2 separate regions of the Mus musculus genome follow, and region 2 is linked to region 1. The links are chromatin contacts, found by Hi-C or POLR2A ChIA-PET in ENCODE. All regions are on one chromosome and are shown on one strand. The core of a region is the stretch at or near the end of the contact, and the rest is flanking DNA. Distances in the headings are between cores, read along the strand shown.

The links. Hi-C counts contacts between places; a loop is a spot of excess contacts on that map. ChIA-PET counts read pairs that join two places held with the same protein, here RNA polymerase II (POLR2A).
Region 2: a map of heart shows a loop between it and region 1 (3-fold over the local background). The contact joins the promoter of Slc30a5 here to the promoter of Taf9 in region 1. A Hi-C loop is called at or near these places in 1 of 37 maps with a recorded cell type or tissue (heart). POLR2A ChIA-PET finds 5 or more read pairs at or near these places in 1 of 5 experiments (Patski).

The regions. Positions count from the first base shown.
Region 1 is chr13:100,648,479-100,653,863 of GRCm38, reverse strand. Taf9 (TATA-box binding protein associated factor 9) reads right to left here and starts at 2,521. Exons shown (of 3, transcript NM_027139.5): 1 at 2,419-2,521. It overlaps Rad17 (RAD17 checkpoint clamp loader component), which reads left to right and starts at 2,803. Exons shown (of 17, transcript NM_001044371.2): 1 at 2,803-2,914; 2 at 4,083-4,186. The coding sequence starts at 4,145. Ak6 (adenylate kinase 6) reads right to left here and starts at 2,521. Exons shown (of 5, transcript NM_027592.3): 1 at 2,419-2,521. The coding sequence starts at 2,446.
Region 2 is chr13:100,830,477-100,835,876 of GRCm38, reverse strand. Slc30a5 (solute carrier family 30 (zinc transporter), member 5) reads left to right here and starts at 2,450. Exons shown (of 16, transcript NM_022885.2): 1 at 2,450-2,776. The coding sequence starts at 2,700.

The DNA.
Region 1 (5,385 bases), core at 1,272-3,771:
TGCCTGCCAACAACAAAATTCCCAGCATAAAATTAGACACCTTGCCGGGCGTGGTGGCCCATGCCTTTAATCACAGCACTCGGGAGGCAGAGGCAGGCGGATTTCTGAGTTCAAGGCCAGCCTGGTCTACAAAGTAAGTTCCAAGACAGCTTGAGCTATACAGAGAAACCCGGTCTTAAAAAAACAAACAAACAAAAAAACAAAACAAAAAAATTAGGCACCTCAAATACACTATTATCACTTATTGCGTTAATAAAAAGCTTAAAAAACATTCAATGGGCCGGGCATGGTGGCGCACGCCTTTAATCCCAGCACTGGGGAGGCAGAGGCAGGTGGATTTCTGAGTTCGAGGCCATCCTGGTCTACAGAGTGAGTTCCAGGACAGCCAGGGCTACACAGAGAAACCCTGTCTCGAAAAACCAAAACCAAACCAAACCAAAACCAAAACAAACAAACAAACAAAAAAACCAAACAAACCCCCACCCCCCAAAAAAACATTCAATGGGGCTGGAGAGATGGCTCAGCAGTTGAGAGCACCAACTGCTCTTCCAAAGGTCGTGAGTTCAAATCCCAGCAACCACATGGTGGCTCACAACCATCCTTAATAAGATCTGATGCCCTCTTCTGGGGTGTCTGAAGACAGCTACAGTGTACTTACATATAATAAATAAATCTTAAAAAAAAAAATTCAATGGAAAAAAAGTTTAGTATGAGCAATACCATTACTACCATTTCCCCTAACAGAAATACCTTCCCCAGAGGGAGCTACTTTAAACCAGTTTCTTACTTAACTTTCTATGTGTTTGTGTGTATCTAAGGGATACTTGGTGTGTATTTAAGTAAGTGTATACATACACACTGTATATATCCACACAGCATAGATACCCTTATAAATGACACTATACATAGTTTGCTTTTCTCCTTTTACAGCTAATACCCTCCACTTCCCCCTGTTTTTGTTTTTTTTCGAGACAGGGTTTCTCTGTGTAGCCCTGACTGTCCTGGAACTCACTCTGTAGACCAGGCTGGCCTCGAACTCAGAAATCCGCCTGCCTCTGCCTCCCAAGTGCTGGGATTAAAGGCTTGTGCCACCACTGCCCTGCTTATAGCTAATACCCTTAAGACAATCAAATGCATAATGTTCAAACTTATGTCAACTTGAACATTGTAAGAAATCCTGAAAAATCATGTCTCTATAGTCAAAAAAAATATACTTCCACTGTAAGAACACATCAATCCCAACTCTTACTCAGCGCTCGTGAACCCTTTCTGTATTCAACACTCCCATTCAGATCTACAGAGTTCTTATGATGTAACTCTTGTCCGTCCCTCCCCACTGCTTTCCCCCCTCCCGCCAACCGGCACGGTTCTAGGTTGGCCTTTGACTTCTCATCCTCCCTAGTATTGGAATAACAGACATATGCCACCCCATCTAGTCTATGTTGTTCTGGGGACCTGATTCCAGGGCTTCCTGCCTACTAGTGAGTAGTCTACCAACTGATCTACAGCATTCTCTGCAGCCTACTGGCTTCAGAATCTGAAAGCCCCAAGAAACTGTCTGGCCATGCAAATCAGATATTGTAAAATGTTCCTAAGGAATCTCAAAGCTAAAGCCTGCAGAGCTAAGACAGACAACAACCTCACCTGATTCGTTACCTGACAAAACAGCAGCTGAACTTTTTTCAGTAAAGTGATGGCATCTTTATCTATATCCATCCCATCTTTGTACAACTGGCCTATGACGCTACTAAACGCTACAACTTAACCTTTCTTATTAAAGCTCCGAAACGTCCCACCCACGATCAGCTCCAGATCACCACAAACGCTCAGAAACCTTAACACTGAAACAACAACAAAGCCCGTGGCGCGAACCGAACAAAGTAACAGTTCATTAGTCACGTCTCTTCACAAGCATCCCAAAAATCATCTACAGAAACCTTTCGGGAAGTGTTTCTCAAAAGCAAAGGGGTATCTAAAAATAAAAAATAAAATAAGAAGGTGACGACCAAGAAGGCCCAAAGACTGGGGTACCCACCATCACCACATCTCCTAACGGCTAAAAACTGCCTCACCGCACCTCGATTTTTAAAAACCCCAAGCCCGACCGCGACAAAGGCTCAGCAGCCCGTTCTCCAGGCAAAGATACCAGATTGACAAAGGCCAAGCGTCCGGCGGAGCGACGGGGCAGCGGGAGAGCAGGAGCCGGCCTGCCGCTCTCCCTCTCCTCGGCGCGGCGTCTGACCAACCGAACCGCCGCCTCCGCCGCTTCCCCCGCCCCCCACCCCAACGGTCGCGAGCGCCGGGTCCTGACGCGCCAGCCGACACGGCACGCCGCGCGGCCTGCGGAGCGCCCCCGGGACCTCACAGCCCTCGGCAAACCCCGGCCCGGCCCGACCCGACCCCGTTGCGCGCCCTAACCGGTGAGCAGGATATTCGGAAGCTTCATAGTCCTCCTTCCCCTGCAGCCAAAGCCTCCGCTCACGCGCCCGCCCCGACGCGCTTGCCAGGGAGGAACCGGAAAGGGCGGGCGTGCGTGCGGAGGGGCGGTCTCGTGCGCCTGTACGCGGCTAGGTTCCCTCGAGGCCCTCCGCCGGGCTCGCACGCACTCAGACCCTACCTCGGCACGCACCAGGAACTCCGCTGGCCTCGGGTCCTACGCTTCCATCTAATGGTGGGAAGCCGGGCCCCGAGACCCGCCTGCGTTTCGGGTCAGGCAGTGCGCTGGACGCCTACGTCCCTTGCTCGCTTGCCGGCCCCTCCCCTCTGGCTGCGTCGCGGAAGCGCCGTCCGTGAGGAAGGTCCCCAGGAGGCGGGCCCTCCAACAGCCTGCGGCTGAGCCGGGAGGGCTGGGTGGCGAAGTACAGCCCCGGTTCTCCGCTTTTTTCCGCCCGCGAGGGGACGCAGCTCCCGGAAAGTAAGGACGCCGCGGCTTCCGCTTGATTTATTAATATCCCAGAGGCGTGAGGTCAGCTGTGTCTTCACGCATACCTGGGCTGTGTCCTTCCCGGCCCGCCCTCCAGTCTGGACTGGTGTAGGATGTAGGTGAGGAGCCCTGGCCTGGAGCCATGGTGCGAGGTGTCAGCTCCGCTCACTGGTGATTGCAGAAACACCTAAGGACTGACGTGTGAGCTTTGTGTCCCTGTCCCCTGTGCAGTGTGTGAGGTGGAGGTGGATAGGCTAGGGGTAGTGTTGAAGTTCTCGTTATCTCCGGCGCGTTTCCCGAGCCTGATATCATCAGAGACGGTTGTTTGTTTATCGAAGGAGGTGACTGTCAGTCTTGTTTTCAAAGAGCCCTGATCATTGAGCATCTTTCATTTCGACAACTATAATTTCTTAAGCAGACGTTTTTGTGTCCCTTTGAAAGGTCAGGCCATAATCCTAAATTAGATAGGAGAAGATGATTTGTTTTATTGGGTGCCAAAGTTTTCAGCGTGTGGGCTTGTGTGTACCTACAACTCTAAAATAGATGGGTGCACCTTCCAATATATACATTTATCCAAAGTGACTAATGAGTCTCATTTCATTTTTTCCCCCTTAAATTGTAAATCCACAGTACTTGGTAGCATGACATGAAATACAATTTTCAGCATAAAAATAAAAATGTTTATATGGGATTAGTTTTTCTTTATAATAAAAGGTAAGTGCACAAATATATGGTTTTTCTGTTTCATTCATCGTTGAGTTTTTTTTTTTAAGATTTATTTATTTATTATATGTAAGTACACTGTAGCTGTCTTTAGACACTCCAGAAGAGGGTGTCAGATCTTGTTACAGATGGTTGTGAGCCACCATGTGGTTGCTGGGATTTGAACTCAGAACCTTCGGAAGAGCAGTCAGTGAGTGTTCTTAACCGCTGAGCCATCTCTCCAGCCCCATCATTGAGTTTTTATGAACAGCTTTTATTTATATTATACCATCATAGATAGATTATCTGATTAAATTGTAATCATTTAAAATTTACTTTAAGATTTTAACATCTTTATTTGAGCCCTTATTTCTTGGTTGATTATGTATTTTGGTATTAATCCTGTATTTACAGTTTTTTTTTAAATAATTTGAGCTGTTTTTCTTTTTTCCCCAAGGTGAATTATACTTCAACATACTCTAAATTGTATGCTACTGATGGGAACTGTTAAAGTTTATAATGTCAGAAACTTTCCTTAGACCAAAGGTGTCTTCCACAAAGGTATGATATACATAAAATGGTCATGTGGTGATTGCCTAAAGAAAATGAGAAAAGTTTGTTTGTTCTCAGTGCTTTATGCCTGTCAAAGTAGTGATAGTCCAGTGTCTGTTACAATCAGTGATCTGAAGTCTGGTAAGCTGCAAAACAACTATAACCATAATTATGAAAAGCCTCCTTTTTTTCTTTTCTTTAATTTTCTTTTCTTCTCTCTTTTACTTTTTCAAAACAGTTTCTTTTTGTAGACTTGGATATCTTGGAACTCAATTTTAGATCTGGCTGGCCTCTGTCTTCTGAGTGCTGGGATTAAGGGCTTGAACCACTACGCCCAGTTTTGAAAAAGCATTTGTAATTCCAGTTACTCTTAAGAGATACATATGTGGTTGTTGGCTAGCTTAACCACAGGCTCTACCTGATGTTCAGTCAGTGTGTCCTTTTTCAGCAAGATAGGAATTGTGAGGAAGTGTAGACTCATGCAAGAGAACTGGGAGCCGTTTCCCTAAGGGAACTCTAATTTTTTTTCTGATTTCTTTTTTTTTTTTTTTTAAAGATTTATTTATTTATTATATGTAAGTACACTGTAGCTGTCTTCAGATACCCCAGAAGAGGGCATCAGAGCTTGTTACAGATGGTTGTGAGCCACCATGTGGTTGCTGGGATTTGAACTCCGGACCTCTGGAAGAGCAGTCGGGTGCTCTAACCCACTGAGCCATCTCACCAGCCCTTTTTTTCTGATTTCAAGTAAATTATATAACTTTGCTGTTTTTCTTTCTCACGGTAGATGGAAGTAAGAAATAAAAGTACAACGTGTATAAATAACATACAAATCAATATTGTCTTCAGAAGGTTTAGTATAAAACTATTTTCATGCACTTTTAAATATAGCAGGAAGAAAATGATTATAGTATCATTGTCAATCCTTTGACATAGAAGAAATGAGTCAGGTGGCTATGACAACATTTTTTTCTTTCTGTACATCTTCTTTCTTCTACTTCTGATAATATTTTTGACCCTTTGACCAAAGGGTGACGTGTGGATTAGATTGATAAAATAGTTATCAGTCCACATTTCTTCCCATAAGCCTTATTCTCAATTTCAGTTTTGGAGTCTGTCTGTGAGAGGAATATTATCTAACAAGGAGTTCACAACTATAAGTTCCCTCCTTTTCTGATCTCCCTCCTCTTCCATCTCAGACATCGAGA
Region 2 (5,400 bases), core at 1,201-3,700, 180 kb before region 1:
TAAGCGAGACACTCCTCTACATAAAATCAATTTTTAAAAATGTTCCCCACAGGCTCATACACTGGAGCTCTTGGTCCCCAGCTCGTGGTGATGCTTGGGTAGGTTTAGGAGGAGTGACCTTGCTGAAAGAAGTATGTCGCTAGGGATGGGAAGACGTTTGAGGCTAAAAAGCCGACTTCTGGCTTGCTCTCTGTGCTTCAAGCTTGTAGTTGAAGACGTGAGCCCTCGTCCTCCATTTCCTGCCACTCTGCCTGCTGCCACCGTTCCTCGTCCTCCATTTCCTGCCACCGTTCCTGCCATGACAGGCTCCTGACCCTACGGAAGCATAAACCGAATACCCCTTCTTCTGGAGGGCACCTAGGCCATGGTGTTTTATAACAACAGAAAAGAAACCCATATACATGATGAGTTTAAAAAACAACAAGATCCCAATGAAACACACACACACACACACACACACACACACACACACACTAAAAACAGTCGCAGTGAGGCTATGTTGTATTGTCAGTCTTTTACTTGCTTCAAACAGGAATGTGTGCGTCTGTAGCTTCTCCAGACTGTACCTGCCTCCCGGCTCGGCGTGTAGCGTGAAAAACCTTTACTGAGGTCTCAAGTAAGAGTGTCAACCCCTAAGGTTTTCTCTTTCTTCTTCCCTTCCCTTCTCCTCCCCTCCCACCCCCCCACCCCCTCTCCAGGCAATCTTTTAAACCCTGAGGCTTTCCCTGTGCTGGGAAGAGCACAGGCACTTGCCACCAGTCTAACTAAAAGGTTTGTTCCTTGTTTCTTCTGCTTCTGCTTCTGTTACTTCTTCTTCTGCTTCTGTTACTTCTTCTTCTGCTTCTGTTACTACTTCTTCTTCTTCTTCTTCTTCTTCTCCTTCTTCTTCTTCTTCTTCTTCTCCTTTTAATTTATCAATATGAAATGACTCACAAACTCTTTGCCAGCCTTTCCTGTTTATCAGATGCTCTTTGGAAAACCTCCAGACTTTAACATGTTACACTGTCAGCTGAGTCTTGCTCTCAGCTTGCTAACTACTCTCTACCACAGATTAAAGGTAAAGCCTTTGCTAGCTTGCTCACATACATGTCACTTGGACTCTTTGTGTGTGTTCAAATTCAGTAGAATAGTATCAACTAATTATGATTTGTCCTTCTGGAAACCCCACTTTCTCCTTCAAATCACCAGTCCAAACCTCCCTCAGTAATAATAGCTAACACTTACTGAGTAATACTAAATGCCACTCACATTCCCTCTGAACAGCTTTATAATATAGATATTACTATTCCTACTTTCCGGAAAGGGGGTGTGTGCCTATAATGCCAGCACTTGGAAGACAGAAGCAGGGAGACCAGAGTTCCAGTCCGTCCTTAGCTATATATCAAGTTGGAAGCCAGCCTAGGCTACATAAGACCTTGCCTCTATATAACAACAACAAACGACGAACGGGAGGAAAACTAAACAACAGATAGGTCAAGTGACTACAATTGTTTATTTCTTTTCTTGTTCCTTTTGAGACAGGATCTCACCTTGTAGTCCTGGCTAGCTTAGAATTCAGTATGTAGACCAGGCTGGCTTCAAACTGCCTCTGGCTATAATTGGGATTAGAAGCATGCGCCACCATGCTGACCAAGATGTCCACAATTATTGAGACTCAGACCAATAGAGACCCAGGTACCTGTAAAAAAATAGCTTTTATATAGATATGTCTACACTAAGTAATATCATTTCAAAGACAGGATTGAAGAAAATCAATATTTTTAGAAAGGGAATAAAATTGTTTACAATAGCACACCTGTAGCCCCTTCCTTCTGTGTTCCCTCTCACACACTTGAGCAGGTTAGCCTGTACTCCTGCCCAACAATTAAATCCACAAGCAGTTGCCTTTCTCCATTGTTTTAGCCTCCCACTCTGCGTTATCGTATCATCAGAAATCCAAAAATAATAATCTCTTTGTGGGAGTCACAGGCACTTCAAAAAACTTTTAGCTTTCTCATTAGAAAAAAAAAAAAAAAAAAAACAAAAAAAAACCGTTAATGCACTTGAGTTAGCAACGCCTATATGTGGCTCACGCCTGAAATTCATCATCCAGGTTTATGAGGCTAGCCTGGGCTACATGCTGAGTTCTAGGTCTATCTGGGCTACAAAGTGAAGCCGTTTAAGAAAGAAGAACCCTGAAGCAAAGGGCTAAGCTCTGTTTGTTAACACAAATATGCATTTTCTAGGGGACCATCCATCCATCCCTCGAGCGAGGAGAACACGCTGTAGCCAAGATGGACCTTAGGTGGCGCTGCAGGGACCTCTTAGGGGCTTCTCTTGAAGACGCGAGGAGGGGGCGGGTCGAGCGGAGCCTTCCCAGCGGTGGGAGGAGCCTGAGTGAAGCGAAGCCACGTGTCCACCAGCGCGCAGGCGCAGGATTGGTCACTCCCCCGGGAGTGAGGGCTGCCGGGGCGGATGACGTGGCCCGGTAACGTTCCTGCCCGTACGGCCTCCGGGGAACGGCGCTGCCGGAACAGCCCGCGGCCTAGTCCCGCCCAGCGTGCGTGTGCCTGCTTGCCGAGCCCGGGCTAGCGGCGGAGACTGCCGAGCTTGCGAGGACGCTGCTGACATGGGGGAGTGACGCGCCTGCGCCCGCGCTTCCGCAGCGGCGGCGAGCCATGAGGAGAGCCCGCGGCGCGGGCAGCGGCTCCTGAGCCTGCATGGAGGAGAAGTACGGCGGGGACGCGCGGCCCGGGCCCGGCGGTGGCCTCGGGCCGGTGGACGTGCCCAGCGCCCGGTAAGGTGGGATTCCACGGCCGCCGGCGGTGCGGACAAGCTTCCCGCCTTGCTCGGACCCCGCGGGCTACCTCTGCGGTCCGTGGCTTGAGATCGGCGAGCGGGCGGGAGTCTGGGCTCGGGACGCACTGCCTGCCAGGTTCCAGTCCCTAGAGAGAGAGGATCTGAATGTCCCTCCCTGCCACTTAAGTAACGCAGGGCTCCGTAGCCTGTCCCACGGCTCGCCCAGAGGATATGCGCAAGGTGTCACCGTCTCAGGCGAAGAAACCAAAGTACAAGCCGATGAACTTGGGTATACAGCACAGCAAAAATGCAACCCTGTCATCGAGTTTTCGTTGCCGTGGTTTTGTGGGGAGAGGTGGGGGCTTATTCTAATAGTACGAAATGTACGTTCCCCCTCTCCCCCAAAACTCATGCCGTACGGGGATTCGTAGCGTGGAAATTCTTTACTTTTCCTCCAGCCTAAATTATTTTCCTTTTCCTAAAGCCTCTAGCCAGTTGTGCCCTTAGGTCCTGTCCTAAGTTCTGAGGTGGTGTTAAATAAAGCCCAACAATTTCGTTCAAACTGGTTAGCAGTATGTACGATGAGATTTCGTGATTGTTTTTGAAAAGGTTCTTAGACCGTGGTTACAGCGATACCAGCTAACTTTTGTCTGGGGGGGTGGGGGTGGAACCCATATGCCGAGTAGAATTTAAACCAACTGCGGGATTTGCAGAATGCATTTGGTTTTCTGTCTATTTTCAGCAATTCATTTATAGCATGTCACGTGTCAACCAGTGACCATAAAACAGCTAGATGCAGAAGGGGCTAGTGCTATGGTTTGGTAATAAAGGGAAGTAATAGAAGGGACAAGACTAGGTCAGGTCACAAAATTGGACTATGGAGACAGATTAAAGTATCAGATCTTTGTTAAATTTCCTGTTGATAACTCCAGATTTCATAGCAGAGTTGCCATATTTTTAGGAAATACAAGGGTAAAATGTGATATACTTCATTTACTCTCAAACAGTTCAAGGATGGGGGGGGGGGGAGAGTGAGAGTATAAATAGTTTAAACGTGGTAAACATCCTTTGCCAACTTACCTGTATTATTTGCTTGGCAGAGTTGCCCTTCTATCGTAGGTTATTACAGAATTCAAATTTTGACTCAGAGCTGGCTGAATTTCAAGGGATTTCAGGTTTCCAGAGTTTTCTGTATGCTCGAGCACTGGATCTTAACTGCAACATTCGAAATGATCAGATCCTTCCAGTGTGGTTATTTTTATGCCTGAGTGCACAAATTCCAGTGGTCAGGGCTGCCAGCATTTGCTGAGTACCTCCTATGCCCCAAAGACTCTTAGTGTATAGATCCCTTTAGTCTTTCCAAGAACACTACAAGCTAAGTAGTAGTATCCTTGTTTGATAGGGCAGGAAACTGAGTTGCCTAAGGTCACACAACTAATGAATGACCTGGCAGTCTGAGTTGTTTCAGAATCTGTGTATTTACTATGCATGCCTTCTGTTTACACCTATGAATGCTTGAATTCATTGAATTGAACTAGTATTATTATTATTATACATCAAAATTATTTTTGAGACAAGATATTATACCATGGTGTCCACAACTGGCCACCTCCTTCCTTAGCTTTGCAAGTGCTAACATAGGCCGCTGTACCTGGTCAGCAGCTTTGCTGTATATGTGTGTGAATTATGTGCTGGTATGGCCTGTTCCTTGAGGCAGAGGCCCTCTCTGGGCCTGGATGCGGCCTAGCAGCCTCAGGCTTCCCTCTGCCTCTGTAGTGCAGTGACTGACACCCTGGCCTTACGTGAGTGCCAGGGGCTCACGCTCACACACGCAGCAAGTGCTTATGTGTGTACATTGTTTGGGCATATTCTCCCTCGTACCTGCCCCCATGCCCTCCTCCTCTCTTGATATCTAGAGACTGTGAGTGGCAGCAGTGGACACATTTCAAGAAGGAACTATAAACTCATATCCAAAATTTAATAATTGCGAGTTTAGAGACCTGAAGAAATTTCTAACCAACCACATAGAAGACCAGTTATATTTTTATTTGGTCACTTAATAGCAAGCAGTGGTTCCTGAGTTGGGGAGCTGGGTTGAATGCCCCAGCTCTGCCCAGAGGCTCAGTAACCTGTATAAGAAAGTCTCCCATCCCTGTCTTCACCTACCAGTCATTTCCCCCCTTAATATGAACTGCGGTGTTTCTGTGTATGGTTACTTAGCCTTAACTAGTCTTGTCTAGATGTCCAGCAGGAAGTTGTAGTAACTAGAACTTTGACAATCAAAGACTGCAGACGCTTGAGGATGTGGTGGCACACAGCTAATCCCAGCACTTGGGAGGCAGAGGCAGGCGATCTCTGAGCTCCAGGCCAGAGCTACAAAAAGAAGCCCTGTCTTTAAAAAACAAAAACAAAACAACAACAACAAAAAAAAAAATCCAGGAACTAGCAAGACAGTTCAGCAGGTACAGGTCTTTACCGCCAAGACTGATGGCCTGAATTTGACCCCTTGGACCTGTATGGGAGGAGAGAGCCAACTCTGTGAGTTTCTGACTTCATATGCTCTTATGCGAGCACACATGCACACACACACAAATAATAGTAATAATAATAATATATGTAATA